2 separate regions of the Mus musculus genome follow, and region 1 is linked to region 2. Evidence: chromatin loops called from intact Hi-C (ENCODE). Cell type or tissue: left cerebral cortex. All regions are shown on one strand. Each heading gives the region's core, and the rest is flanking DNA. Links, peaks and the distances in the headings are about the cores only. Region 1 holds the start of Gm41297 (a long non-coding RNA gene). Region 2 has its middle 28 kb from the start of Zfp706.

Evidence for each region. Peaks named below come from ENCODE experiments on the same cell type or tissue, not always from the same donor. Only the 100,000 strongest peaks of a DNase experiment are listed, where the experiment ranks them.
Region 1: it touches region 2 in a loop (2.1-fold over the local background); 2 of 42 quality-filtered maps call a loop at or near these places.

What each region holds. Positions count from the first base shown.
Region 1 is chr15:36,713,687-36,728,917 of GRCm38, reverse strand. It overlaps Gm41297 (a long non-coding RNA gene), which reads left to right and starts at 607. Exons shown (of 3, transcript XR_875152.2): 1 at 607-1,203; 2 at 9,619-9,811; 3 at 10,795-11,036. A830021M18Rik (a long non-coding RNA gene) reads right to left here and starts at 2,673. Exons shown (of 3, transcript XR_875150.3): 1 at 1,950-2,673; 2 at 390-438. In left cerebral cortex, for the core only: a CTCF peak has its summit at 9,220 (motif pointing left); a DNase peak (open chromatin) is centred at 6,839.
Region 2 is chr15:36,971,689-36,986,919 of GRCm38, reverse strand. No RefSeq gene overlaps it. Among named protein-coding and RNA genes, the nearest start is that of Zfp706, 28 kb to the left of the region's middle. In left cerebral cortex, for the core only: a CTCF peak has its summit at 6,900; DNase peaks (open chromatin) are centred at 6,883, 7,180 and 8,895; H3K4me3 peaks cover 1,213 bases; H3K27ac peaks cover 2,860 bases.

The sequences.
Region 1 (15,231 bases), core at 6,603-11,602, 260 kb after region 2:
AGGTGGTGGATTACCTTGGGATAAGGAGCTAGAGGTCTGTTTTCTAGCTGTCAAGTTGTAGTTATCTGACCTGGCAATGTAATCAGAAATCTGGGAATAATAAGTTATAATCTAGTCATGTATTAATTAAAATGACAGGTTGGTTTATAGTCCACTACCTAAACAGTTCCCAGGTCCCTGTGGTCCCTCGGGCAAAGTCAATCTGGCCTCATTCGCAGAAGACAAGAAGCTTTTCCTGTGGAGGAAGTACGGGTATGGTACATGTGAAATGAAAAATGATCCAATATGAGACATTAAATTCTTTGGGTAGCCTCTATTTATCCACAGTGTAGGCCAAGCTTTGACAGTGGGCAAGGCAATGGAGCAGTGTTTCTCAGTGGTTATCATACCACAGTCCAGGTAGAATCTTGTCACTGTGCCCATATCTTCTTCGGAGACCTGGGGGGGGGGGGGGTAAACTGTCAAGATTTGGAAGTCTCTATCTATCATAATAAGTTAAAACATTTAACATTACATTTATCAGATTTCTGACAAGATTGAGAGCCAGTATCTATTATGCATATCTGAGTTAGACAACCGCTGTTTGTTTAATTATTTGTTCTAGAACACATCTAGCAAATAAAGAAAGCACATTGGAACTTAATGGCAGTAGCAAAAACAAGGCTAGAAACATATATTTAAGGCAGTGGTCTTTAACTTTTAAATGTTTAGAAATCATTATTTACCAAAGCAGGATAGACGGGAAAACTGTATCTTAATTGCTAAGTGACTTTGGCAAGCTGCACTCCTAAAGGCAGCGAACTGGGGACTGCCTGTAACAAATATGGCACTGAAGCTACAACCAGCCACATGACTGCCCTCATCTAAGATGGCACTGAAGCAATAGCATAGCAAAACCTTATCTGCCTACAACAAAGACAGTCACAGAACTTCCCCTAGTTAAGATGGCGCTAAAAGTCACTGTTATCCCCTAGAATGGAGCTGTAGGAATGTGCCTGTGTGACTTAGAATGGAACAACAGAAGCATTACAAAGACAAACATACTGATGAATCTAAGCAGTGCAGCGTGAGGGGCGTGGCTTGGCGGCAAGCGATGGCTACGGGAGTGTGCCTGTGGCTTGGCAGAGCAGAATATCAGCATGGGGGTCAAGAGTAGAGAGCAGCGCCTGAAGCAGCGTTCTGTCTTCTAGCAACTCTGCTCAGGTTGGAGAGCAAGTGTGCTCCAGGCACTCAGGGCGGTGGGGCGCGCGCGAGAGATCACGCCGTGCCACAGAGCACTGGGTGGCAGGGTTGAGTAGGCGGGGCTGGGGGGCCGTAGCTGCAGCTGTGTCCTTGCTGCCAGAGCTCTAGTCAACTGGCTGCTGTGGAGTCAGGTCAAACAGGGAGGGAGACAGCAAGGGGGAATGTGGAGAGCTCAGGATTGTCAGGCAGCACCGCCCTGAACAGAGAGTGAGGGGCGGATGGAAAGTACGTGGTGGCGGCAGAATCAGGGGAGCAGGGAACCGGGAGTGGAGAGCAAGCAGCAAGAAAACGTGGGGTAGGGAATGGTCTACAGATCGCTAGCTAGAGAGTTGTAAAAGTTTGCTATTAAAGTTCCAGTAAACGGCCATTTAGAGTTATTCTTTGATGGGTATAGGGGCCAAATTTTAACCAGGAGACGTGCTAGCAAAGATATTCCCTTCTGGGTGAGAATAGGAGCAAGTGACTTCCCCGTTCCCCGGTGTCTCTAGTACAAATGTGATAGCTAGAAACAGAGGCAGCCAAAACAGATCACCAGCCACGCAGTGAACTAGCAGCTGAGCTGCGGGACCAGTGCACGAGCTGTGTGTGGGGCTCAGAGCCTGAGGGAGGATGGTTTGCCTAAGCGTAGGATTTTTTCAGCAGTGTGCAAGAGAAGCCAAGAGAAAAACCGTCAGAGAAAGAGAGACAGAGACAGAGAGAGCACTCACCCAGGGGTAGAGGTCCGAGAACGAAGCATCAGTAAGAAGACCAGGACACCACGGGGTGGCTGCAAGCTCAACAGCCCTCCCTTGGGACCAGAGGGCGTTTATGCTGACCAGTGAGAGTAGGGAGCTTTACCAATTCTCCAGTGCTTGGGTGGAGAGGTCTAGCAAGAGATCCATCCCATGGCTGCAAAGTCCATGTGGCAGCACGGAAATATGAGCTCATGCAACCTGTGAGTTTCTAAATCCCAGGCACAGCACCCGTGTTGGTAGAGGCGCTGTATGGTGGGTGAGGTGGAAGGGCTGCCTCCACAGGCCCCCGCTGAGGCATCCCCTCCCCCTGAGGCATGGTATGGAGTTTATTTAGGGCATGGGGAAGGTGGGAGGCAGAGAAAGGCGGGAGGTGGGGAGAGGAGAGGGAGAAGCAGGCCAGGAACACATGGGGAGAGGAAGGGGGGAGCGGGAGAAGGGGCAGGTAGTAAGAAAGAGGATCAGACAGCGAGGAAGAGACATGCAGACCCTTTTAGAGTGAGCCAGGCATACCTGGCTATTGCCAGGTCATGCCAACAGTAACTTCTGCTCTTTAGCAGCCTGTAGTGACATTAATTCTCTTTACATTTAGACAATTTAAGTGTCTAAAGATTGGTGACCCAACCAGGAGAGCAATAGCAAAGCATTATATGGCAAGCATTTGTACCACACTCCCTTGTGACATAGCCCAGCCCATCAAAGGTCTGTACCACACCCTCTTGTGACATAGCCCAGCCCATCAAGTACCAGCATCCTCCCAGGTGTATGTTAGCTTCCTCCAGCTGTGGGCCGCGTTGGGTGCCAGAAGTGCTTCTCTGTCCTCTGTTTCCTCCCTCAGGGTGTCCAGGCACCAGGCTTGAAGGATGAAGTGGAGTCTGGAACAGGTTGGGACTGGCTCTCAGTCCAGCTGAACTCACATGTGGGCATGGGGTGGAGGGCTTCACCAAGGAAGGCCTTCTCTGGCGATTTTAGTCTTACAGCTCTTTTAGATGACTCCCAATGAAGTGGCTCTTAGATGGTCTTCAGTGAAATAGCTGGTGCTCACTTACTTTATTTGGGTGGACAAGGGCTGTATATGAACTTTGGAGAGTGGAGAGGAGTTTTCAGGGTGAATGTTGATGACTGGCTGGAGCTCAGTGAACTGGGAACGCCTCTTTTGTGTGGAAAAGCTCTCCAGGAATCCCAGGTATTTGCTGGGCAGGTTCTTATGGGGTGTAGGGAGAGGAATTTGTAGGTTTGCCAAGGACCCCATTACCTTCCTCAGGTAGAGGATGGGGGGGTAGTCAGAGAAGTGGAAGCCCTGCTAGAAAAAGGGAATTCTCCATTTTGTGCTGAGCTCAGAGGAGCTACACAAAACATGGGGATGTTCCATTAGCTGAATGTTGCTAGAGGAGTGATCTTACACGCGTTCGCAACCGGCCAGGAAAGACGCAACAAACCAGAATCTTCTGCGGCAAAGCTTTATTGCTTACTCAGGAGCAAGAGAGGAAGAGCGCGGCAGAGAGAGGCAGAGAGGAAGAGAGAGAGAGAGAGACACAGAGAGACGCAGAGAGAGAGGCAGAGAGAGGGGCAGAGAGGGAGAGAGGCAGAGAGCAGAGGAAGAGAGCAGAGGAAAAGACGAAGAGGCGAAGAGATGAAGAGAAGAAGAAACGAAGAGACGAAGAGGCGAAGAGAAAGAGTGCCAGAACCCCGTCCCTTTTAAGGAGAATTATCCTCCGCCTAGGACGTGTCGCTCCCTGATTGGCTGCAGCCCATTGGCCCAGTTGTCATCACAAAAAAGGCAGAGCACATGGCGGGAAAACTGCCCCTGCACATGTGCAGATTATTTACTACTTAGAACACAGCTGTCAGCGCCATCTTATAATGGCAAATGTGAGTGCGGCTCCCCACAGAGTGAAGCCCAAAGACTTGTGTCAAGGTGCTCATGAGTCCAGCATGGGACAGTCTGGGAAAGCCGGAGTTTATGGAGTTTATAGGTCAGTGGTCTCCAGAGGTTGGCAGATGAAGATGCAGAATACAGGTTTCTTCAGCTATTCCTCATATTTTGAGGGTGGCATACACCATTTTGCTCAAAGCCTGTAGAATAGAGACAGAAGTGGGGGCTGATGCAGAGCTAGAACACACTACAGTGGCACACTCGTTGTAACAACTCCAAAACACGTTTGTGTCCAGTGACAAACACTGCCCTCCCCCTCTGCTGGCTCCCCTCCAGCTTCCTACAATCCACCACATACAAGGTGACATCAGACCAGAGGAGCGGCTCTAAGACTTCTCTCCATGATGCAACTAGTGTATGAGCTGTCCTGATTATCCAGGGTCCACACCAGGCTGCTGGCTAAGTATCTTGAACTATGCTGCTGAGTCTACTAGGGAGAATTTTAAGAAAACCTCCTCCCTGGATTAAGGAGTGGGGGAGGTTATGTTGGCTTTTTCCTTGCTTCCTTTCTCCCTGCCTTAACATATGGTGGAGCAGTGTGACAGCCATCTTGTGATGACAGGGTAGCAAGAAGATGGATATGTTCTGGGTCCCTGATGGACCGACGCTGCACCAAACCTAGAGCTGGCTTTTCTCTGAATGCTTTAGGGCATGAGACAAGATGGCTGAATACTGCAAATGGAAGCCTTACTTCCATTGTTGTTACTTTCGGATTAACTCAAGCTGGGAGGGAGGTGTTTGAAAAGGAAAGCAAGGCTCAGGAAAGCAGGAGACCTTACTCAGGCTCAGGAAAGCAGCTTGGGCTGAAGGGAAAGAGTTTCCCATCAGCCTTGCCTGCTGTTAACCCTGATCCTTCCTCATTCCTACTCAGACCCTTACTCGGCATTCTCGAGTCATTACCAAGCACACTTAAAAGAAACCATTTACAAACTAAAAAGAGATATACTTGGTTCACAGCCATGCAGGTTTAAGCCTGAGGCTGAGTACTCACTCATATTAGTCTGGGCTTCTGGTCACATTTCGAGGCAGGAGCTGAAGACAAGAGACTCTCTTCTCAGGATTTCCTTGGATGACCCTCCTCCAACCCCCCACCCTAACCTATCTGCGGAGACCCTATCTGTGGAGGCGTTTGCCTTGGCCTGGCGGGAGGGTTCAAGTGAAGGGGTAGGGGTATGAGCAGGGAGGGGGAAATGACTCCACCCGCCTTCTAGTGCTGCTACTGTTACTGTGCTGTCTACACCCGCCAAGCTGGCTGGCGAGCAGAGAGCAGGGGAGCTTCTGCTCTCAAAAGCTTCGGGAGAGCGTTCTCTTCCCAGGCAGTGCTACAGCTCTTGTGACGGATGCTCTCAGATGATGGAGTCATTCTCACACAACTCTATTCCTTCTGGATAGGAGCTTATATACAGTTTGGGGTGGGTGGGTCTGACAGCAGGTGCTTCCTACTGGCTCGGCCTGAGATGCCTCATCTACAAGAGAAGGGACTTATGGGCACTGCCCCTATGTGACTGATGGCCACAACTCCCTCTGTGGGGGGCTGTGGCTATGTGACAGGAGCCCAGTGCTGGGAGCAGGCGAAACTCCTACCATCCCTTCAAGTTTCCCAGGGCCTTAGTTTTTCGACCTTACTAGGCTTCCTCTCACAGTCTACCACCCCATGCCACATCACTTTCTGTGTGTGATGGCTATTCTTGGTTGTCAACTTGACTATATCTGGAATGAACGACAATCAAGAAATGGGGGACACCTGTGATCTGGATCTTGAGGCTGGAAGACAATGTATCTTTGATCCAGATCTTGAAGTGGGATGACACATGCTTTTAAATCAGAATTGACACACACATTTCATCCAGATCTTGAGGCACACCTTTAATCCATACCTTCTGGAGGCATATATATAGACAAAGAAGAAGGAAGGGGCTGTTTGTACTTCACCTGCTTGCACTCACTCGACTTTGCCAGCACATCCATTGGAGCCAACTTCTTTGGGGGTTCTAGCTTATACTGAAGTCACAGCTGAAATAGCCTCGTGGGACTGAGCAACTACTAGATTCCTGGTCTTTCTATTAACAGCTGGCCATTGTTGGGTTAGTTGAACTGCAGCCTGTAGGTCGTTCTAGGGGAATGTAGTCCCTCCTAGACACGATCATCCTCTGATCTTGTTTAATATTCAGATAGCATCTACAAAATGACCACGGGCTGTTACCCTTAGCACGCTACAGCTCCCTCGATTATTAATAAGATCCTATAAGGTGGGCAGCTGTTATTATTAATAGCCTTGCTTTACACATGGGAAAACAGAGCCTGAAGCTTGAGCGACTGCCCAAAGCTGCATAGTTGTATGGCTGTGTTGGCCTTGAACCCACAGGGATCACATCGACCATGCTATGTGCACAGTACTGCCCCTGCAAACAGCCATTGAGAAATGAGGATGAAACGCCATGAGCATGCTGGGATTGTTGATCACCTTTATGTTTGGAACTTCTTAGTGGAAGAGACCACATGACTTTTAAAAATTAATCTTTTTTTTTTTTCCCACTGAGCAACCTGCATTCCCCTGGGGGAAGGGAGGTTCATAGCCAGGCCACATCCTACCAGCCTCTGAGTCTGCTGGACTGGAATTTGACATTCTCAGCTTAGAGGCTACCTCTGCTAAGGGACTACACTTTGACTTCCACTGCTGCCTGTCCTATGAACGACTCAGGGGCCTCTGGAGCATGGCATTGTTCCAATGTTGCTAAGCTGTCACTACCAGCTAGACTGGAATCAGCACTGGGGCCATCAATGCCCCCTCTGAGCCTGGGGCTGGTCAGGTCAGCAAAAGCTGGAGCTAGAAGACAGACAGCAGAGGCCACAGGCCTCCGACTGCTGACTCCAGTTCCCCACACAATGCCTTTGCTATGCCTCAGAGTTGCTGACAATACCACTCTGTGTCAGTAGATAAAGGGAATCTTCAAAATTGTCATACCCGTGGATTCCCAGCTCTGCAGATTGGTGCAAGCACTCTCTGCCTTGACCTGCCAATCACCCGGTGTCACCACTAGTAGACATGCTGGGAATAAGGGCCTCTTGTGTCACGAGAGTGCTGGGAGGGCTAAAGGGGCATCCTGTGTCTGCTAACGGCAAAGAGCCCCTGAGCCCTGCAGATGAGGTTCCATGTGAAACATCTGGATTTCTCTTAGAGGTGTAAATCTTCTTAGCTTTCAAGAACCTGTTCCCCACATAGTTTCTGAAATCAGGCTGTGATCTGGCTCCAGAGAGGCAAGAGAGAAGGCGTGATGCTTAAGAATGCATTCGTTTGGGAGAATGCATGGCGATGTGAGAGCAGCCACACCTGTCAGAAGCCCCACTCCCAGCCTCCAAGACCTCAGCCTCAGGCAGGGCCTCAGGAAAAAGGCTGTCCTTTCTCCCCTGGGTTAGATACTCTGGGCATAGAGGTGTCTGCATTTGAGGAGAGGTGCATCAATGGCTTGTACTCGAACCTGGGCGGTCTAGTTAATGTTGTGAATGAAAATTCTTCAAGAGAAGTTGTGAAAAAATCTCCTGGGAGGAGTCTGTGTCTGCAGACACTACAGAGCAATTGGAAGCTAAGTGCTGTGGAGATTCAAATTTTGTAGGTTCATTACTTTATCTGGGGCTAATCTTAGTTTCTGGAACTGCCATCCCTTGCCCTACCCTGTATCTAAACTCACACCTTGTTATAATAAATAAAAATCTCTTAGAAGCTATTAACTTAAGCAGAACACTAGTTTCCACCAATCCAAGAGCTAAGAATGTCATCAGATAACATTTCAGATGTAGAAAAGCTTTCCCAGCTCAGTGTCCCTGACTCTCTGGTGTACCCACCAGTGTATTTTAAACATGCCTTGACTTCCTTTGTTCTGTAAAGCTATAAGAAAGAACCCTGAGAAACTGCTTCTAAAATCAGAACCCGAAATTTGAGGTAACCTAAATCTGAGTTCCCAGGCCACGGTCACTCAAAATGGCTCCAGAATAAACGATCTCTTATTCTGTTTAAAATGAGAGCTGTGATTTTTAAGTTGACAGTATCTTATCCACAACTTTGAAATCAAGTATAAACTTTGACTTATAAGTCAGCAGACATTGCAGTGTTTACCTAAAGCAGGCCCTCAAATAACCCCGAGTACACAGAAGGAACGTTCCTCCTCACTAGGGTTCCCCTCACCAAGGCTCTTTCTACCCAGTTCTCTTGCAGCGACCTTCTAAAATCAAGAGCAATCTAGGCAGGACTGGCTTTCAGTCAACCAGTATCCAACACCCTAACAAAGCAACGGTTTCACTCTAGCAGTTCTGGTGTCTTGAATCATGACTGCTTCTTCAGCCCCAGCTAACCATCAGGGTTCCTCTGTGTAGCCCTGGCTGTCCTAGAATTCACTCTGTAGACCAGGCTGGCCTCGAACTCAGAAATCTGCTTGCCTTTGCCTCCCGAGTCCTGAGACTAAAGGTATGTGCCACTACACCAAGCTAAAAAGGTGTATAAAGTTATACAAACTCAAAGAGTTAAGGAGAAGGTAGATGCCTGTTGAGTTTGGTACTTTGTTATGTATTGTAGTGCTAAGTGTAGGCTCCCAAGACCTGGTTGCTCCAGAGAGGAGAGAGTCCCCACATAGACCTGAGTGATGCTATGTGACCCTGCCCCTAAGTTATTTCTGATTGCTGAATAAAGATGCCTACAGCCGGGCTGGTGAGATGGCTCAGTGGGTAAGAGCACCCGACTGCTCTTCCGAAGGTCCGGAGTTCAAATCCCAGCAACCACATGGTGGCTCACAACCATCCATAACAAGATCTGACTCCCTCTTCTGGAGTGTCTGAAGACAGCTACAGTGTACTTATATATAAATAAATCTTTAAAAAAGGAAAAAAAAAAAAGATGCTTGCAGGACAGAATTGAGATAGGTGGGGCTTGGTGTTCCCAAACTTGGAGTCGGATGAGACCACGAGGAGAAAGAGAGAAGGTGGAGAGAGCAGAAAGACCCCGTGGGCTAGGAGTCAGGAAAGCATGGCCACAGGGGCTGGCCAATCGGAGTTAAGAGCGGCCCAGATGAAGCATAGAGGGTAGATGTCTGTCCAGCTCCAGTGCTGATTAAGACTTATTGTAAATAGCAAAAGTGTGTGTTTTTTTAATCTGGGAACTGAATGATCCCAGATTGAGATGAAATGTTTTCTACAGGGCTGGAGAGATGGCTTAAGAGCACTAACTGCTCTTCCAGAGGTCCTGAGTTCAATTCCCAGCAACCTCATGGTGGCTCACAACTATCTATAATGGGATCCGATGCCCTCTTCTGGTGTGTCCAAGACAGCAACAGTGTAGTCACATATAAAATATTTAAAAAAATGTTTTCTACAACAGGTGTCCAGCATCATTGTCCTTCCTTCTGTATTTGAGCTGTTGGATCCTTCACATTTCAAAATGCAGGAATGCTCTAGTTCCTCTTTATCAGGTGATGCAGTATTTGAGCATGGCCTTGCTGTTATCTGAACTTGATGCATTCTGGATGTGTGAGTGCTGATGGCTTGTCACCAGTGACCGTTTTGAGGAAGTGGTCAGGTTATGAGGGCTGTGGTTTCACAAATGGAGTCATAACTGACATTATTGGGAAGTGATGGAGACTTAACTAGTTGTCAGGCTATGGGATTTCCTGTCTTCTTCCTGGTTCCTGGCTGTCATTCTTTCTTCTTCCTGTTTGTCAGGAGGGCTGCTTTACCTTAGCCGTCCCAGCAGCAGCATGAAAGTCCACTCAAGCTCAAATCATGGAACCAGCTGGTCATGGCCAGAAACTTCGGAGGTCGTGAGCCAGAATGACCTTTCCCCTTTAGGTCGGTGTTTCAAGGATTTGATTTCAGGAATGAAACATCAAGTAAATCAAACCTAGAATGTCTGCAGGTATGTCCTCTCCGAGGCCAGTACAGCTGTGAAAACAGCACATCACAAAACCGAGATCAGGAGACTGTGGTGTGTGTGTGTGTGTGTGCATGTATAGTATGTATACCGGTGTGTACATGTGTGTGGTGTGTGTGCAGGCATGTGTGTGTGCATGTGTATGCACGTGTGTGTGATACTTGTTTTCATGTCATGTGTCCATGAACTTTGTAAACAAGATTGTGTTGCAGTGTCAGAAGGCTGGGGATATGTATATCATGTATGTCTGCTTTACGTAATCTCTAGATCATTTACAACCCCCAATACATTGTGCACACTATGTAAGAGCTTGTTATTCTGTATTATCTGGGTCAGTGGTTCACAATCTTTCTAACGCTATGACCCTTTTAATACAATTCCTCATGTTGTGGTGACCCCCAACCATAAAGTTATTTTTGTTACTACTTTATAACTGTAACTTGCTACAGTTATTCATATTTACATTACAAATCACAATGTAAATATCTGACATGTGGTATATCTGATATGAGACCTCTGTGGAAGGATCGTCGGACCCCCAAAGGGGTCTTAGTCCACAGGCTGAGAACCGCTGCTCTGGGGGCATGGTGAGTGGAAGCAAACCTGTACATGGTTCACCCAGACACCACCATGGCGGTCAAAGTTGAAGCTGCTCACTGTACCATATCAATTTCCTGACCCAAACACAGCCTGCGTGAGGCTTGACCTAGCCACGATGGGGACAACTGTACTTAATGTGCATGGCAGCTTCCTGCTTCCTCACCCCCTTGCTAACTCTGGGAAGGAAATCTCACTGAGGGTGTCAAGAGACCCAAGGGCCTGCATGGGGCCCGCTCACAGCATTCTCACTGGGTCCCGCTGGTGCCTACTCTGTCCTGGGAGCCCTATTTAGCACACTATAATACCAACTTACTTCATCTTTGAGCCTAATCCATGAAGTAAGTTTTAATATTGTTGCCATTTTACAGGAACCGGATTTAAGATGTGGAAAGATGACATCTCTGGCCCGGGGTCACACAGCTAGTAGCCACTGATTGAATCCAGACTATTTTAATGAGCGTTCAGATTCTTAGCCCTCCCGCTGCAGTGGGAAAGACTTAATGAGAATGTGAACTTACAAGTGATTACTTTTTCGGCCTTTCTGACCCTTTCATAGCAGTCTTATTTATAATAGCCAGGAGCTGGAAAGAACCCAGATGTCCTTCAACAGAGGAACGGATACAGAAAATGTGGTACATTTACACAATGGAGAACTACTCAGCTATTAAAAAAAAAAATGAATTCACGAAATTCTTAGACAAATGGATGGAACTAGAAAATATCATCCTGAGTGAGGTAACCCAATCACAAAAGAACACACGTGGTATGCACTCACTGATAAGTGGATATTAGCCCAAAAGCTCCAAATACTCAAGATACAATTCACAGACCACATGAAGATCAAGAAGAAGGAAGACCTAAGTGTGGGTCCTTTGGTCCTTCTTAGAAAGAGGAACAAAACACTCACGGGAGCAAATATGGAGAGAAAGTGAGGAGCAGAGACTGAAGGAAAGGCCATCCAGTGACTGCCACACCTGGGGATCTATCCCAGATACAGTCACCAACTCCGACACTATTGTGGATGCTAAGAAATGCTTGCTGACAGGAGCCTGATACAGCTGTGTCCTGAGAGGCTCTGCCAGAGCCTGACAAATACAGAGGCAGATGCTCGAAGCCAACCTTAGCACTGAGTGCGGGGGGGGGGGGGGTCCCCAGTGGAGGAGTTAGAGAAAGAACTGAAGGAGTTGAAGGGGTTTGCAACCCCATAGGAAGAACAACAATATCAACCAACCAGACTCCCCAGAGCTCTCAGGGACTAAGCCACCAACAAAGGAGTACACATGGCTCCTGCGGCATATATAGCAGAGGATGGCCTTGTCATGCATCAATGGGAGGGGAGGTCCTTGGTTCTCTGAAAACTTAATAGATGCCTCAGTGTAGGGGAATTGAGGGCGGGGAGGCGGGAGTGGGTGGGTGGGTGGAGAGAGGAACACCCTCATAGAAGCAGGGGGAGAGGGTATGAAATAGGGGTTTTCTGGAAGGGGAGGAAAACTGGGTAAAGGGATAACACTTGAAATGTAAATAAATTTAAAAAAAAAAAGATTCAGAAACTTATAAGCAATTACTTCATCAGCCTTTCTGACCCTTCCTGTCAAACCCCTTGTTTCCACCAGACACTGAATATGTACCTACTGTGTGCAAACTGTTGGCCATAGTTCTATGTGGGCCTCACAGACAAAGAATAGTTGGTGCCCTTAGGAAAATGCCCATAGGAAGCAGACTGGTGCAGCTCTCTGGTCAGGAACACTAGCATGGCTTTGCTGGTCCTTGAGTCCCTAGGGGTGGGCAGATGTGACTAGAACAGGCCTCTGAAGAGGGCTGTGGGCAGGTGCGGCTGCTAGGAGAAAGCTTCTTAGAGCATTAGCTCTCTGCCGGTTCCAGACCCAAGAACAGGCTGACTTGGCCTCAGCCACCAGCATCCAGCTGGTCACGTGCTTCAGGCAGCTGCTCTTTGTTTTTATCCTTCACCTGGCCTCTCTGGCCTCTCCGGTTTCTCTGGGGACAAATTCCAGAGTTTTGGAGTTCTGCTTGGTCACCCAAGGACAGACCCTTTAAGAACTTCCAGTCCAGTGCTAGGGACATCGTGTCCTAAGGGTCCTTCTGCCCATCTCCAGAGTGGTAATTAACCGTCCCTGGTAAGCCAGCATTACGTAAGAGGATTATGAAACTAACAGAAGGGTCTGCGATCTGTATCTATAAATAGGCACAAATATCATTACTGCGCCACTGTGAGGTTCAGAGCCATCTAGCGGTAGAAAATTGTATGTGCAGCTCTTGCAAATCCGCTCGAAAAATTATTCTTTTATGTTCTAAATGTGACACTTTGTACATAACTAGACCCAGAGCCTCCGGGTTAAACTATGTTGAGAGAAAAAAGGGGGAGTCCCTGTTTTTAACTTTTAGAGGTCATATCCTTAATAAAGGAAGTCCCGCCCTTTACATGGTGTGTAACTGAGAAATTCCAATGTGGTGACTGTATTTATGCGAGCCTCCTTTTCGCGTTCGCGAACCCAGATGCACGACTGTTTCGATGCTATTAGATCTGTCCCAATTTCATATTGACTGCCGCTGATTAACATGTCCGTGGGCCCGAGAATATTCTTTAAACCTGAGCGTGGTTGTCTCCTCCACACACAGTGCTGTTTCCTGTTTTGTTTCTCCTGCCTCAGTCAGAAGACTGGGTGGGGCCTGTTACTGAAAACCAGAAAAAGGACCACAGCAACGCATCTTTCAATGGCTTTTGAGTTTCGATAGAGTTGAACTTTTAGGAATCATAAGAATTGAAGACATAAACTAAATGTGCAAAGTGTGTGTGTGTGTGTGTGTGTGTGTGTGTGTGTGTAATGAACTTTGGGAAAGTGTATAACACAGAGTCAGAGAAGTGCAGGCATTACAAACTGTTCAACCTTGTTACACTCTGATACTGTATTCTGAAGACACCAGGTCAGGTTACAGTTCCAGCAGCACTATGTATGTGTATGCATTTGTGCATACATGTGTGTACATGTGTACACGTGTGTATACGTGCATGTATGTGCATGAATGTGCTGTGCGCACATATGTAGGAATATGTGTACGTGTGTACATGAGTATGTGTGCATGTGTGTGCCCATGTGTGTGCCCATATGTGTGTAGTGCACTTATGATGTAGATCCTCATCCACACCCAAAGGAACCCCCTGGCCAGCTGGATCCCCATCACTGAGCCCTGAAACCAGAAATGCTTTCCATTGTTCAGTCATAGAATGGGAGGGTGTGTTTGAGAGAATAAATCCCAAACATACCTCCGTTTTACCGGGGGAGGGGAGAGAATGAATATGCAAATTAGAACTAAATTGGATGAAAACTATGGTAAACATGTTATTTTTAGTGCTTACATTTGTGGATGAACATACCTGCTACTTAGTCACTAGGGAAAACAGAGTCTTTTAAATATGACTCAAAGCTGGGAAGAATCGAGCACACCTCTGATCCTGGCACTCAGGAGGCAGTAGAGGTGGATCTCTGAGTTCCAAACCAGCCTGGTCTACAGAAAAGGTTTCGAACACAGCAGGGACCACACAGAAACCCTGTCTTGAAAATAATAATTATAATGATAATAACTATGACTCAAGACACTTTGAGGAAAAGAACCATTCTCCATGACTGTCCCCCATAGGAGGGGAAGGAGAGGAGAGAAGGGGAACGAGGAAGAGGGGGAGGAGGGGAGGGGAGGGGAGAGGAGGAGAGGGTGAAGGTGCAACAGAGAAACACTTGTATAACTTGTACATTAGTCAGAACAGATGGCAGTCTCAAATGGCTAGTTTATAAAACTGTAAGTAGAATTTATACAAACTCATGTGCTACCCTGGGTTAATCAAACCAGGAAGTGTGAGCAGTGCCTTGGAGGGCAGAGGAAGCCCACAGTGGATGCTACAAGAACAGGACCCTAGAAAGCAACTACGCTTGTCACCAGTCACCAGTCACAGCACATTTTTTTTTTCCCAGACAGGGTTTCTCTGTAGCCCTGGCTGTCCTGGAACTCACTTTGTAGACCAGGCTGGCCTCGAACTCAGAAATCCACCTGCCTCTGCCTCCCAAGTGCTGGGATTAAAGGCGTGCACCACCATGCCCGGCACATTTTTTTCAAAATTTATTTTTACTTATATGAATGAGTATTTTGCCTGCAAGTATGGATTCCCTGGAAGTGAAATCATGAGTAGTTGTGAGCTGCCATGTGGGTGCTTTGACTTGAACCCAGGACTTCTAGAAGAACAGTCAAAGAGTTCTTAACTGCAGAGCCAGCTCTTCAGCCCCTACCACATGTTCTTGGCATTGACAAGGGGATGGGTATCACCTGTCTTACCCACCCACCCTCTCAGCTATGCCAGCAAGCCTCATTATCAACCCAGTGGGCTTTGAACACCCATTCTCTTGAAGAGGAGCTATGGAACAAGAAAGACTGTGTGGGGTGGGGGTTGGAGGCAGGAGGAGGAAGGCTCAGAAGCTGTGGGACAGTAAACCACAGCAGGAAGCCTAGTGGGTAGAGCGGGTCTGAGTTTCCAGATACCCAGGGTACACGCCTGAGACAGTAGCAGCCTCCCTGCTGGAACACGTACCACCCTTCCCACATGAGGAAACGTGACCTGTGGTCACATAGGCCCAGAAGGGAGTTCTCCACGTTAATGAGGTATCTAGAGGCCCTGAGAGTTTAGCTAATAAGCTTCCATTCCCAGACATTCCTCCCTGCGAAGGTATTTAATCTCTGGTCCACCCTGAGAGGTTGGTGCGCATCCACTTTCCACGATGAACAACCAGGACAATTTA
Region 2 (15,231 bases), core at 4,747-9,746:
GCCCATTTCAAGTGATGGGAACTGCCTCAGTCATTCTGTCCATAAAGACTTGGTGACACAACTGAAGAGGCCAAGGACTCCTGATTAACCCTACCTGGGAGATGTTAACTACTGAGTTTTGGTAGCTGGAAAGATGGCTCAGTGGTTAGGAGCTCAAGCTATTCTTCCGGAAGAGCCGGGTTCACTTCCCAGCTCCCGTATCGCAGTTCACAACTGTCTGTAACACCAGTTCCAAGGGATTCAGTGCCCTCACACAGACTCACGTGCAGGTGAGACACCGGTGCACATCAAAATAAAGCATTAAGAAACATCCAGCACTCAGGTGGCAGAGGCAGGTGCGTCTCTGAGTTCCAGGACAGCCTGGTCTACAGAGACAGCTCCAGGATAACCAGGGCTACAAGGTTCTCCTTGTTTTGAAACCCTGTTTCAAAACAACAACCTACCTGAGTTTTGAGTGTTCTCCCTTGTGTGCAGTAACAGCAGCCGTACAGCCCAGCACTGCAGGAGTCTAAGACACTCATAGATATTTGTTTCAGTTAGTACTGAGCACAGAAGTGCATTCTGGGATTTAAGTGACTGCAGGGACACCAAGCCTGGGAAGGAGCAGCCTACTTGCACTGTGCGCCCTCCCTGCCATCCCTTTCTCTCAGTCGGTTACCAGCAGCGTAAGCAATGCTGTCTACTTTTCTAAAGTGTTCTCCAGTCTTCATACAAATGCTGGCAGATAAAGATCTTTTTCCTAAAGGAAGGTAACGGGAGTCAGTGCCTTACTGTAGTGCAGGCGTTCTTACTGGGTCATGGTGATGACAGGCTTGTTTTAGGTTCTGGACATTTGAGGAGGGAATGAACATTTTTGTCATTTGGAATTAAGAAACCTAGTTTTCTGGCCCTGGCAGAGGTCTGAGTTTCTGGAGAGTACACAGGTGATCTTGGGGGAAGTCATGTGGTCTTTACAGTGAAGATTACCTTTGGCATTGTTATGAGGCTTAATTGAGATCTTGTGAAAGCACTTCTTGTAGAAGGGGATCAACAAAACAGTACTCCGTGGCCTCTGTGGGCCACTGCATGGGACGAAGGTGACAACAGTTCTGGTATGTGTTCAGTGACATGTTCTGATTTCAGATGAATAGGCACGAGTGCCACTCCTCAGGTCACAGAAGCAGCATTCTGTGAACACAGTTCTTTCTACGGAGTTAATGAAGCTGCCAGTGGTGCCCAGACGTTGTTGGTGACCAGTTGCTAAGTGATTTATGGACCCTGAGTATAACTGTGCACGCCTGTAGTTTTAAGATGTCACAGAATTTACTATGCAGGTCAGTGACTGACCATCCCACAGACAGTTCTGCAGTGCAGGTGGTAAATCCGAGGCCCTGGGGCACACAGGTGGTTTGGTTTTAGTTTTTAGTATTTGTTATTTTGTGTGTTCAGTCCTCCAGTGGAAGAGCATGTCTGGAAGTGGTGTGAGGACTAAGCAGATGGCTTTTTATGTATTTTTACAGGCCATGATTTACAGTGCCAGTAGTCTTTGTTGCTCAGGCTGGAGCCCAGCAGCATACACAGGCTTGCCTGGCATTTCTGAGATCCTGGTTTTATGCCCAGGAAGAAAAAAGTCCAGCTCCTAATGTTGCCCCTGGGAAGCTGATAGTAAAACTGAAGTGTAAGGGGCAACCCTAAGAAAGATGGAGGCAGAGGGAGCAGGAAAGGCCAGGTGCTGCCCTCACCTGTGAAGGAGGACTGAGCAGGAAAGGCCAGACAACAACACAGTTCTGTGGGCTGCTTTCTGCATGTTGGTGGGAGGAGCTTGCATACTAGGGAGCCTGCCACACTAGGGAGCCTGCTGTGCTAAGTTGCTGGCTAGGAGTGGCCAGAAATTCTTGTCTGCATCCCTTTCTGGACCACTGTCAGAACTGATCTCCTAGGTACCCATCTCTGGCCCCCCATGCAGCTCAGAGTCTACTATGTTGACCAGAGGGTGCTGTCAGCCAGGTGTGGTCAGCTCTAAAGTAGGTGACTCATCAGATCCCTTCCTTGGGATAACCTGGGCTTCGCATGCCTCCAGATCCAGAATAAAGAGAACAAGGGCTAGCATGGAGTAGCCAGGAGTTTGGACTTTAAGTGTCTAATAGAACCACCCTACGCAGGGGAGTGAGATGGTCTGACTTCTGATTGGAGAGGAATGCTCTGCCTGTGATGTGGAGGGTCAACTGGAAGGCACGGGGCATGAGAAGTAGATTGGGAGCTATCTAATGACGATGAGCAAACCAAAAGATGGTGGGAAGTCATCCTTAGGATCTACTGGACCTGTTGAGAGCAGGTCTTCTGTGAGCGAAAAGGAGGTAACATTGCCTCAGATCAATGTGTGGGCGGTGACACTCTGCAAAAATAACAGAAGATGGGAGATGTCTTGGCCAGGAAGGGGTGCGAACAAGAATCCTGATGGGACATCAGTCAGCCAAGTGGCAGCATCACACAACATGTACTTGAAGTACAACACCTAGAGACATACTTGACTCCAGGGGAGAGTTTGGGTGGAGCCATAAATTCAAAGTCGTCAATACCTACTAGCATCAGTTCAGCTATGGTATTGCTGAAATATAGAAAAAGGTTGTAAGTGAAGAAGAGGCCAGCATTTAGAACTGAGGCAGAGGAAGACACAGAGTAGAAGAGGGTGTGGGTCCCAGAAGGTCTGATGAGGTTGACTAAGGGAAGAAGTCTCACTGTGCCTGTCAGACAGAGGCATGGGGGTAGAAGCTACCTTAGTGGGACGTAGAAGAAACAGTGTAGGAAGGCAGACCGTCATGTACAAGCCTCTGTGAGAATGCCGTGCTGAAAGAACTGAAGAGGTTGTCTGGAGAACAGAAAGGCAGCACAAAAGCTAGTGTCTGCTCAGGACTCGCTTCCGGAGGGCAAGAGAGGGCCAGAGCATGGTCCTGAGTGTGCCTCTGACCCAGCCCTGAAGCTGGAGCCAGGGCCGCTGTAGGCAGAAGAATGGAAGAGCCGCCTCCCTGCCATATCGGAGAAGAGGCGTTTCCTACCACAGCTAAGGACAACAGGAACCTCTAGAAGGGCAAGGGCCTTGGGGGACAGTAAGACTGAAGCAGGGATCAAGGGCTTTCTGAGAACCAGTAGCACTGTGTACTGCCATGTCAGACTTCCTGGTCACGGGCAGAAAGCCTGGGTGTCAGCACAAAATGTCAGAGGTCAAAAAATCAATTGTCATTAATTTTGTAAAGGTTTCCCAGGTTCTTGCTTGCCTCCTGACAAATGGTAGAGCAAGGTGATGGGTTGTTCGCAAGGATCAAAGTTCAAAGTTCACTGAGGGAGGCCTGGAAGAATGTGCTGGTTAGCCATTGAGAACCTTTCCAGGAAGACTTTAAACCAAACAGTCCATGCCAGGCACAGCCTTGGTGTGCCTGGAGAAGCCTGGAGAAGCAACTGAAGAGTCCCCTCGTTTGCATGGGAGAACAGTGGGGAAGAAGGGTGAGCAGAGTGGGAAACAGGAGACGTTTCCACGGTTACCAACAGAAGTGGACGTACAAAGTGTATCCCTGAAACCAGGCTCCTGCTAGCACACTAGAGCTCTGGTCTGGAGGGCCACAGAGAAGCAGAGACCGTCCAAAAGCAATCCCCAACAACTGTCTGAGCAACAGTGGAGGTAAATCAGAACTTGATACCATAGTGGAGCAGTTCAAGCGGGGACCACAGGCCTGCCCAGCAGCTATAGGTCATGATAACATATAGAACACTGTACTGTCCCCTTTGGGCCTTTGCTAGATTGTTCTGCCTACTCAAAGTACATTTGATAAAGTTCTTAACTGATTTCATATTTGAGGGAGAGATGAAAACAGTCAGGTATGCTATCCAGACCTAACTCTCACCCATTTCTTATAGACAGACATGCAGATTGTCCGGGGAAGGTGGCGTGGTAACAGTCAGAAAAGCAAGGACAATGTTTGGGCACTAGCAGGACCCTTGGCTGCCCTAGAGCTCATTCTGAGGTCACATGGAGACTCCTGGATGAAGAAACCCGTTTCAGTGAGGTTAGACTGGAGACTGTAAAAGCTGTAGGTGATTCCATGGTCAGAAAGCAAAAGTGAATTTGGTATAAGAGGGATGGGGACCTTAAATGTCAGTTCTGTCCTAGTCAGTCACATGACCAGTGGAAGAGGAAAGCAGCCGGGGCATGAGAGAGAGAGGTGCTGGGTAGTGTACCCCTCTCTAACGGTGTGATCAGACAGGCTGCCCAGGTGCTAAGAGGACAGATTCTGGGTCACGTACTGCCTTTTGTATTCAATTTAGAGTACTCAAGGATGGGAGAGGGGTGGCTTCAGGACTCTGCACTGCAAAAATATTTGATTCTATTTAAAAATACAGTTTAGCGACACTGGGCTACAGCATCTTGCTGCCTAAGATTCCGTGAGTATACGAACTACAGCTTGAACATCTTGTTAAAGCTTGGCTGCACTTACCTTATGTGACAAACACAGACATGATTTCTGTAGAGGTAAGCTTCCAAAAACCTAGGAGCTGGGATATAGCTCAGTTAGGGCATATGCCAAGGACCTGGGTTAAATCCCCAGTGTGCCTACCCTATCCCCCGCAGATATTTTCCTAATGCCAAGGTATGTGGATTTTCAGCTCTGCGTGCTAGAGTCACCTGGAGAATAATTAAAACTACAAATACCTGAGCTTACTGCAGACCACTTAAGTCACTTTACTGAGGCCTAGGCGTGGTTGGCTGCTGTTGCTTTAAGCTTTCCAGGTGGTTCAGTGTAGCCATAGTTGAGAATCATTATTTTAAGTGTAGCATTTTTTGAAAGCTCTTTCCTATGTGACATCCATTTTTTTTCCACATGAACAAGTAACCCTTTCTGCTTCTCCATCAAATACCTTGTTCTCAAAATTACAAAAGGTGGAACAAATGTGTTTGAAAGAGCATCCTGCCTAGAAGATGTGCACAATGTGTTTGTGTCTCCAGGCCCTGGAATCATGTTAGGGAACTGGAAATATTTTTTGATCTATATGAATACCTGCATGTTTTTAAAGCTTAGGGAAAATGAGAGCGAAGAGTCTGAAAGGAACTGAGTAATGAACGTAACACACTAGATTGGAGGAGTTCTTTCCTGAAAAAAAAATTACAAAATGCATAGTTTAAGCATGCAGTTTGTAATTGGACATGGTGGTATATTCCTGTCCATTCTAGCATCCAGAAGATAGAAACAGGAGGGTCGGAAGTTTGAGGCCACCTAAGAACACGTGACTAAAGGTCAGCCTGGATGCATGCTAAGACAGCAACAAAGAACAATGTTTATGAATGAAACTTTAAGAAGGAAAAACAGGCCGTTCCTACCTAGTCCTAACATCTGTCCCAGAGCCTCCAAACAGTGTTGCCTGATCTGATGGAGTGAGCTAAACTCAATTGATCCTGTTTAGGCAAATTCACAACTGCTTGGCCAGCCTTCCCCAAATCCCACTGGCACTGGAGTGAGAGAGGTTAGCCCTCCTTGGGGCTCCCCCTGCCTGGTTCTGAGACGCATTCAAGCTGTTGCTGTGACCTCTGTATTTATGAGAGTGAATTTTAACAGTGGATCTTTTCAGAGTGGTGCTGTCCTCTAGCCAGGGAGGAATGTATGCTGGGGTGTGGATCAGCCACTACAGCTACTCCTCACGATTCCTTTCCAAACCTTTCCCCCTCCCCACAGCTAGGAAATAATACACGGCACTCTGCATCGGCTTGCTGGTTTCCTGGACTCCCTTGGCTGTGATTTTCCAGCTTTAACTGGTCACAAGATCTGAAGCAGACCATGGACAGCTGTGGTCCCTGCTCACTGTGCACACACAGCTTCTGTGTTCTGAAACCGTGCTGGTCAAGTTCACCAACTTCAGATTGGCCAGAGAGACAGCAGATTCTATAGATGAAGCTGGAGACTGACTGTGGGGGCATTTTTATCTCTACTCACTAGATACATATCTAATCGCATTGTTTTTTTCTGAAATTATTATTTTTTGAGATAATCTAGCATAGAACTTCATTCCTTTTCATTGTTCCCAGGTCAGTTAGTTGTAGACAAAGATAAATTTGCTCTCCAGATAGAAATTATTTACCATAAGACGATTTTCAAAAGTTCTATCTGATTTTTGTTCTGTGTATGGGTGTTTTGCCTACATGTACCACGTGTGTGTCTGGTGTCCGAGGAGGCCAGAAAAAGGAATTAGATTCCCTGGACTGGAGTTACAGTTGTGAGCAGTTGTTCAGGTACTGGAGATCAAACTGAAGTTCTCTGAAGAGCAGACAGTGTTCTTAACCTCTGAGCGGTCCGTTTAGCCCCTTAAGGTCTATATTTTGGACTATAGGCTCAGCCGCATGAAGCAAAACCAACATCTTGGCAACAATATGACAACCGACTCTTCTTAGGTTGATAGAGTAATAGGCTGCACGCCAGGCCCTACTCCAGGGCCCTGGTGATGACTAGGAATCCAGTTCATGCCTTACTGCTGCATCTCTGAGGAGTAGCCCTCATGGGCAGAGTCCAGATACCCATAGCAGCTGCATCTTGATCCAAGCCAGGAAAGAGGAATAAGGGAGGAGGGTCCGCCTAAGAGGAAGCACTCATGCCCGCTGCCCCTCCCCCACCCCAACGAAAAGGAAATCTAGAAAATGTCACTATGAGGTATCCTGTAAAAAAACGCTATGGAGAGGGGGAAAGAACAGACTCCAGGGCACAATTAACAGTCTCTCCAGAATATTCCTGCAGGGAATTCCAGAGGAGGCAAGGCAGTGGGTGATCCAAGCAGGGAATCGTCTTTCTCTTACCAAAAGTGTAGTTTCAGGCCTCAGGTGGCTCCACCCACACAAAGTCTGGCTCTCTGCATCCCTCAAGCTGGTGGTGGGCTGCTCTCCCGCTAGGTGGCCAGGAGCACCGGCTTCTGCCCCGCCTACTCCCTGTGGCCTCATTAGCATATTGCACGACCTGCCTATGGGGTCGTAGGTGAAGAGCTGGTCGCAAAGGTAAGGGAGGGAGTGGGTGTCGATGCAAAGCTATTTAGAAAAGAAATCTGTTTTTTTTTTTTTTTCTGTGTGCCTCTTCTGTATGAGCACCGTCTGCTTTCTTGTCGTTGCACGCGTCACTTGTCACCAGAACGTTTTTCCGTTGTCTCCTGGGCGTTTGTCTTACCCTTCTAGAGTCAGCCACTCCTCCCTCTTCTCCTAGCATTCAAGCAAACCCACATACATTCCCTTCCCTCGCTTTGCTTTTGGAAACAGAACGCTGCTTTCTGTTAACAGAAAGAAGAAAGGGGTGTGGGGTGGGGGAGCCAACGGTTCCATCTCTATGTCCACATGGCGGATCTCAAGGCAGGATTCTTTTCCACCTGTGTGGAACTTTAATTAGTTCAAGTGGGAGGTCTGTGCCAAGAAATAGGGTGCGCTTTTGTCGCAGTGGGGATCAGCCAAGCAGATTTCCTCCCTCACTGCCGTTTCACACCAAACCCCACTCTCAGCTTTTTTGCTGAAGCTCTGTCTGTGTATTAGACCCAGGGTCTGAAGACGGCCAGGAGCTGCCCCACAGACCCACGGGAGCAGAACACAAGCACCAGCAACGGCTTGTCACACTTAGCTTCTCTTCTCAGCCTCACACCCACCCTACTATGAAATAAGCCATGACACCCCCATTTGACTGATGATAATAATTAGTGGATGGATAAGTGTGTCAGAGAATATTTTCAAGTATTGCCTAAGGTTAAAGATGGATATAACATTTCAACAGTAACAGTGTGCTACATGCTATCCTCTTGCTATGGTCCAAGGTCGCTGCCATTGCTCTGGCTTCCACAGTTCTAACCCTCAGTCAGGTTTGCCCTTTCCTGCTTTGGTGTGTGGTCAGGAGGGCATAAGCGACGTCCATCATTCTGCTGACTTAAATTTTTCTACCTGGAGCTTTGGAGGGTCACTTTGAGTCTGACACAAGAGAGGAAAGCTATACTGGTGCACTACCTGAGAACCAGACATTTGCAGGCTGGAGCTCCACGGTGAAGTGCTTTGCTCAGCATGTGCTAAGCCTGGGTTTGTTCCCCAGCACTGAAAAAATAATGCATAAAGCTTAAAGAACAGGGAGCTAGAGAGGTAGCCTAGCAGTTACGAACTCTGCTCTTCCTGAAGACCCAGCTGAACTCCCAGGACACACAAGGTGGTTCACAATCTTCATTAACTCCAGTTCCAAGGGACACTCTCTTCTGGCTTCCACAGGCACCAGGCATGCACATGACATATAGACATGCATGCAGACAAAACACCAATATATACAAAACAATAATAGAAAGATAAAATAACATATATATATATATATATATATATATATCCTTTCAGAAACCTGATTATTTCCTTTCTAATGGAAATTCTGGGTGTTTACATGCAATACTCTATACTTGAAAAGGAGAAAGAGTATCTCCTGGGATAATAACTGGCTGTTGTTTGGTTGGTCTCATTTTTTTATATATAAGAAATAAGTTCGAGGCCATCCTGGTCTACAGAGTGAGTTCCAGGACAGCCAGGGCTACACAGAGAAACCCTGTCTTGAAAAACCAAAAAAAAAAAAAAAAGAAAAGAAAGAAATAGCCTGTTGTCACATGTGTGACTCTCAGCTTGCACTATTGCTTGGGGATTGTTTTTTATTCAGAATAGCAAAATGTACAGTTTGCTTCAAAAACGCACTGGAATGAGAGTATGGCCGAATCTCCCAAACATGTTTCCTCGTGGCTCTAGATGAGCTCTCTGGAGACAAAGTACAAGTTTTAAAGTCTCTAGGAAACTTTGAGACTGTCATTTCTAATGTGAACTGAGTGCAGCTGACTCAGCTCCCACACTCCTCCTCAACTCTCGAGCTCATATGGCTTTCTTTAAAAATTAGTGATATCAGCTGAGGGGGACTACTTCCCACTCCTACCCACACAGGAGAGCGCTTTTGTGTGTATGTCAGCTCTGTTCCATCATTCCTTGCTGTCGTGGGGCGTGACAAGCAAGCTGGCTGTTGATACTTGATCGCCAACAGTACAGGAGCCAACTCCAAACAGCATGACCCTCTTCTCTCTTCATCCCTTCCTGCTATGCACAGAACCCACACTCTCAGGACCAAGGGATTTTAACTTTACGTGGGATCCTTGAAGCTCAGCCCTCTTTGGTGTGTCTGTGTGAGGCAACTTGTCCACACAGTTGGTAACAGCTGGGGAGATGACCCAGGTCCGTGTGACTCCAACTCCTGAACTATATTCAACTGATTCACTGCCCCAAGTCATCTGGCCCATCTCCCCTCACAGATTCAAATTGCTGTCACTCAGCAGTGCCGTCTTCTACTAAAGACAATTCCTGCTGAAGATCACTAGGAGGTAGCAACAGAGCCCTCCAAATATGCAAGGTCACCCCAAAGTCTTCTTCCTTCCTTCCTTCCTTCCTTCCTTCCTTCCTTCCTTCCTTCCTCCCTCCCTCCCTCCCTCCCTCCCTTCCTTCCTTTCCTGTTATTGTTGCTACTGTTGTTTAGAGAGAGAGTCTCACTGTATAACTCAAGCTTGCTTCAAACTCACTGTTGTAGCTCAGGCTGGTCCTGAACTAACAATGATCCTCCTATCTCAGTCTCCTTCCCTTTAGTTCACAAACTCCCCTGTTGTCCCAGTGTTGACCTTCTGCTTATTGTCTTCTACTTGACTCTTCTGTTCTTGCATTGAATCTCTCTAGGTCACTGTCCTCACTGCAACAGTGATTGATAATGAGTCTGTCATTCTCTGTCCTCACTGCAATACTGACAGTGAGTCTGTCATTCTCTGTGTCCTCACTGCAACAGTGATTGATAGTGAGTCTGTCATTCTTTGTCCTCACTGCAACAGTGACAGGGAGTCTGTCATTCTCTGTCCTCACTGCAACAGTGATTGATAATGAGTCTGTCATTCTCTGTCCTCACTGCAATAGTGACAGTGAGTCTGTCATTCTCTGTGTCCTCACTGCAACAGTGATTGATAATGAGTCTGTCATTCTCTGTGTCTTCACTGCAACAGTGATTGATAATGAGTCTGTCATTCTCTGTCCTCACTGCAATAGTGACAGTGAGTCTGTCATTCTCTGTGTCCTCACTGCAACAGTGATAATGAGTCTGTCATTCTCTGTCCTCACTGCAATAGTGACAGTGAGTCTGTCATTCTCTGTCCTCACTGCAACAGTGACAGTGAGTCTGTCATTCTCTGTCCTCACTGCAACAGTGACAGTGAGTCTGTCATTCTCTGTCCTCACTGCAATAGTGACAGTGAGTCTGTCATTCTCTGTCCTCACTGCAACAGTGACAGTGAGTCTGTCATTCTCTGTCCTCATTGCAACAATGATAATGAGTCTGTCATTCTCTGTGTCTTCACTGCAACAGTGATTGATAGTGAGTCTGCCATTCTCTCTGTCCTCACTGCAACAGTGACAGGGAGTCTGTCATTCTCTGTCCTCACTGCAATAGTGACAGTGAGTCTGTCATTCTCTCTGTCCTCATTGCAACAGTGACAGGGAGTCTGTCATTCTCTGTCCTCACTGCAACAGTGATAATGAGTCTGTCATTCTCTGTCCTCACTGCAACAGTGATTGACAGTGAGTCTGTCATTCTCTGTGTCTCACTACAACAGTGATTGACAGTGAGTCTGTCATTCTCTCTGTCCTCACTGCAGCAGTGATTGACAGTGAGTCTGTCATTCTCTGTGTCTTCACTGCAACAGTGATTGATAGTGAGTCTGTCATTCTCGGTTCACTTCACTTCTGGGCCTCTTGGTATCATCCTAGATTCTGGTTCTGCTGTACCCCACCACCCTCAAAAGCTTAGCTGTATCCTTTAGCATTAGTTCCAATTTCTCTTAAAAACATGATACTGAACAAGACCATCTAAGGGCCTGCATCACTCCACCCTGGCCAGAGAGCACAACTGTTCTGCATTTCTTTGGCTAGAAAACTTGTGTTGCTCCCTCTCACGTAAACTGCAGTGTCAGGCCAGCACTGGGACTCCAGAGTCCACACCACTGTACTTACCTTCCACAGCCTCGAGCCTCTCCACAGTCCCTCAGGTCAGACCCAGCCACTCCCAGTCTGCGCCGTGACAGGCTTCCTTATGATTTACTTCTTTTGGTTTATTTGGGTTTTTTGTTTGTTTTGATTTGATTTGATTTTCAAGACAGAGTTTCTCTGTGTAGAAACTGGCTGTCCTGGAGCCCGCTCTGTAGACCAGGCTGGCCTCAGAGATCTGCCTTCCTCTGCCCCTACCTCTACCCCTACCCCTACCCCTACCCCTACCCCTACCCCTACCCCTACCCCTACCCCTACCCCTACCCCCAATGCTGGGATTGAAGGCATGTGTCACAACCACCCAGCATGATTTAGCTCTCACAGCACCAAATGCTCTGTGCTTTTTGCCACAGGTAGAGCTTAGGCCATGTGTGTAGAAGCTGCCTAAGACGGGGGCTGCACTTTGATCCCCCTTCCCACACAACACCCAGCACTAACCAGGCACCCCTGTAAATAGCTTGCAGGTAGATTTGCCCATCTCAGAACTGAACTGGAAATTTTGAACCATTGCATCTTATTCTCGACTCATGCTAGGCTCCCAGTCAAATAAAACCCTTAATCCTTTTTCTAATATCTTTAACTAAGACAGTGCTTTTGTTATTTCCTTTTGCCTATTTTTGGACCGATAATCAGAAACTGTCAGTTAATATTTAATTTCCATCCATCGTTCTTGACTGTGCAGATCTCAGTGGTTCCTGGGTGGAGTTTCTTACCCAGTTTTTGTTTATTTTGGCTTCCCACGTGCTCCATGGCCACAGCATGCATATTGACCAGGTTTCCCTGGGGACTGCTGATGCAAATGTATTTTGAACAGGAGAAAACCCCAGTAACCCATCAGCTTGACCCCCTCACCCTCCAGCCTCCAAGTGATCTCTTATCTCACAAGCCAGAGCTTCCCTCTAAGCTGCCTCCCCAGCCCTGATCTCTTGCCATCTTTGAGTAGTTATTTAGCCACCTGTGAAGAGCCCTCGTTTTATTATAACTTAGCATGTATGCAATGAGGAACCACCCATTAGCTCGCTTACTGAATATACTATGTACTGCTGTGTAATATGACACAGCAAGTAAAGTTTGGGCCCTGTACTGCTTCAAGTAACAAAGAACAGATAAGACACATGTACAGACAGCTGCAGCACCACAGAGCAAGGCAGGCCATAGGCTGTCACTAGGGCTCTGGAGAGTCCACGGTGGAAAGGCTCAGCCTGGCTGGCAAGGTGCTTTCAGAATGCCTGGGGTCGTCATTAGTGGAGATGAGGTGCATGCCTAACTCTAGGAACAGAGTTCAAGCTACGGAGCTTTGCGAAACAGGGTCTTAATGTAGCAGAGTCTAGCCTGGAATTCCTGGTACCCCTGTCTCTCTTTCTCAAGTGCTGGAATTACAGGCATGAAAAACAGGAGGTGTGCTGAGACAGTCTGTTCAGCTGCATTCCATCCAGTCATTCATTTTGTCTATTTGAAAAAGAAAAGAAAAGAAAAGAAAAGAAAAGAAAAGAAAAGAAAAGAAAAGAAAAGAAAAGAAAAGAAAGCCATTTGTGTGTATGTGCAAGCCTGCCATGATGTGCCTGTGGAGGTCAAAGGACAATTTGTAGAGGTTGTCTCCTCTACACATAAGTCCAAGGTATCAAACTCAAGTTGGCAAGACTGTTAGCGGATGAACTTACCTGCTAAGCTATCCCACAGGCTTGCCCCACCACACTCAACCATCTCAGGACTGCCCTGTGGCCCCTCAGCAGCTCATCTTCTTTCTACAGTTAAGGCAAACGACTGGTCCTCAGCGTGAGGCATTCACTCCCAGGCTCCAGTCCTCGCCTTGTCTCTATCAGAAAGAAGGGCACATCACTACTCTAGGTCAGGGCATAACCGCAAAGCTGAGCCTATGGCTTCCCTTCTTGTCCTGGCAGCGACTTTGTCACATGGCCACACCCAGACCAAATTAGTCTAGGAGATATGGTCACCCAGGATAGCTCTCTGCCCAGTTAAAGCTGTTGTGCTGGGAAGAACAGAATGATAGTCAGGAAGAGTTGACAACCTGCACAGGAAGAGGAGGAGGCCACCTGAGGAGGGAGGCCAGGGACAAGCCGGTTGTTTGTCGTGGTTGAGTACATGCTGCTGGGGACTCAGGTCTGTATGTAAAGGGAAAAATGAATGATTAAAGATTGGATTATTCTGACAGTCAGGCCTCTCCATATCTGAAAGTGATAAAGAAAACTGACCGTGCAGTTAGAGGGAAGAGGAGGGAAGGTCATGGTTAGCCTTTCAGATGCAGACTGAGAACAGCCCGCAAGCAATGTGACTCGGCATGAAGAGACAATGAAACAGGGTGTGGCAGTGCCTACTGTGAGAGCAGGAGAGTCACCCAGATGCACCTCACATGGGACAGCTGGGGACAGGCTGCAGATGCGGGAGGACGCTGGCCTGGCTAGCCTGGGGATTCTGGGAGCTGAGTCCATGGAGCTCCCTTGTTGTAGCGGCCATCACCACCTCTCCCAGGCTCAGGGAGCAGAGCCCAGTAATTCCCCTGCAAAGCATGTTCTGTGCAAGAGAAGGTGCTCGGTGTGTTCCCTGCCCCCAGCACCATCTTCGTTTTCATCTATGTTCAAATTCAGTAGAAAACCAATTTCTAAAATGATGCAGCTTGTTTTCCCTGCTCTGAGTCCATCAAAGGTATTTACTCTGTTCTTAAAACGCAACTGTTCCCGGGGTTTATTATGTGTGCTCTGATTTGAAATGTTTCATGCAAGAGTAAACACAATTCCCTTTGGAGGAGGATGCTGTCGCTTTGTGTCCCACCCAAGAACAATACTTGATAGCTGTTAAATGGTAGTGTTTCTCCCCCTGAGCAATTTCCAAGTCAGGAGAGCTGAGACCTCTAACTGCCACTGGCCACTCAGGGCTTTGTCCAAAGAATAGAGCCATGGCTGGGTGTTCTTATGAAGCCATCCTGCGCATCCCCAGGGGAGGGAGAGATTATGAAGAGAGTCCTCTGCGGCATGCTCCTGTATGTCTAAGGCCTTCCCGTCTGGAAGGCAGGAGCGTTCCAAATGTTGGCATAATGGCTGCTCTTTTCTTCTCCCTCAGCACTTAGTATGTGCCAGACTCTGAGTCTATGGCCTTTATCATTATTTGCACTGCTGTGTGTGGTTGGGCAGATTGCCTCTTTTTCCCCACTTTATAGAGGAGGAAACCAACCTTAGTAAGGTTAAGTGGCCATGCAGGTGGCTTAGGTGTTGGGTCTGACCCTCCTGGCCCTTGGTCTCTATCACATAGCCCTTAAACTCTCTTGTAGGACATGTCTTTGCCCCATAGGCCTTGCCAGTCAAGAGATGATGTTACCCAGGAGAACATCCAGGAGAGCAGTGGGAAGCAGGAAGGTAGGGCCTGGGATGAGAGGCAGGAGGAGGAGGAGGAAGAGGAGGAGGAGAAGAAGAGGAGGAGAAGAGGAGGAGGAGGAGGAGGGAGAGGAGGAGGAGGAGGAGGAGGAGGAAGAGGAGGAGGAGAAAAAGAAGAAGAAGAAGAAGAAGAAGAAGAAGAAGAAGAAGAAGAAGAAGAAGAAGAAGAAGAAGAAGAAGAAGAAGAAGAAGAAGAAGAAAAGGTGGAAGAGCTGACATGCTTTCTAGCAATCAGTACACTGTCTCAAGCTTCCAAATTCCCCTCAGCCCCTCAGCCTCTTAGTTATACCACCACAAAGATATGTCTGCCAGAGGCCAATTTCTAACAATCTAAACTTTTCGAGAAAGAATGGTGAGAGCTGTTACGGTTTAAATGTTCTCCGGTCTCATGTGTTGGGATCCTGGTCCCCACTGGTGGTATACCAGGAGGCTGTGGGGCAGCCAGCAGATTGAGGGACTGGGTCAGGCCTTTGTGGTAGGTCACCTGGCCCTGGCCCTGATCACAGTATTCTTCTCTACTTGCTGTCCCCATCAGGATGTGAGGAGCCTTCACCAGGGTCTTTCCGGTGTAGGCTCTCTACCTTCCCTGACATGATTAGCTGTGTTCCCTGAAACTGTGAATCAAGATGTGTCCTCCCCCTGCTACCGTCAGGTGTTTAGTCACAAACAGGAAGAAAAGCTAACACAGGGTGCATTTGGAATTATCTTCACACTACAATCCTGTCTGCTTCCAAACTCAAGGACAGCAAATTTTAGTGCAGG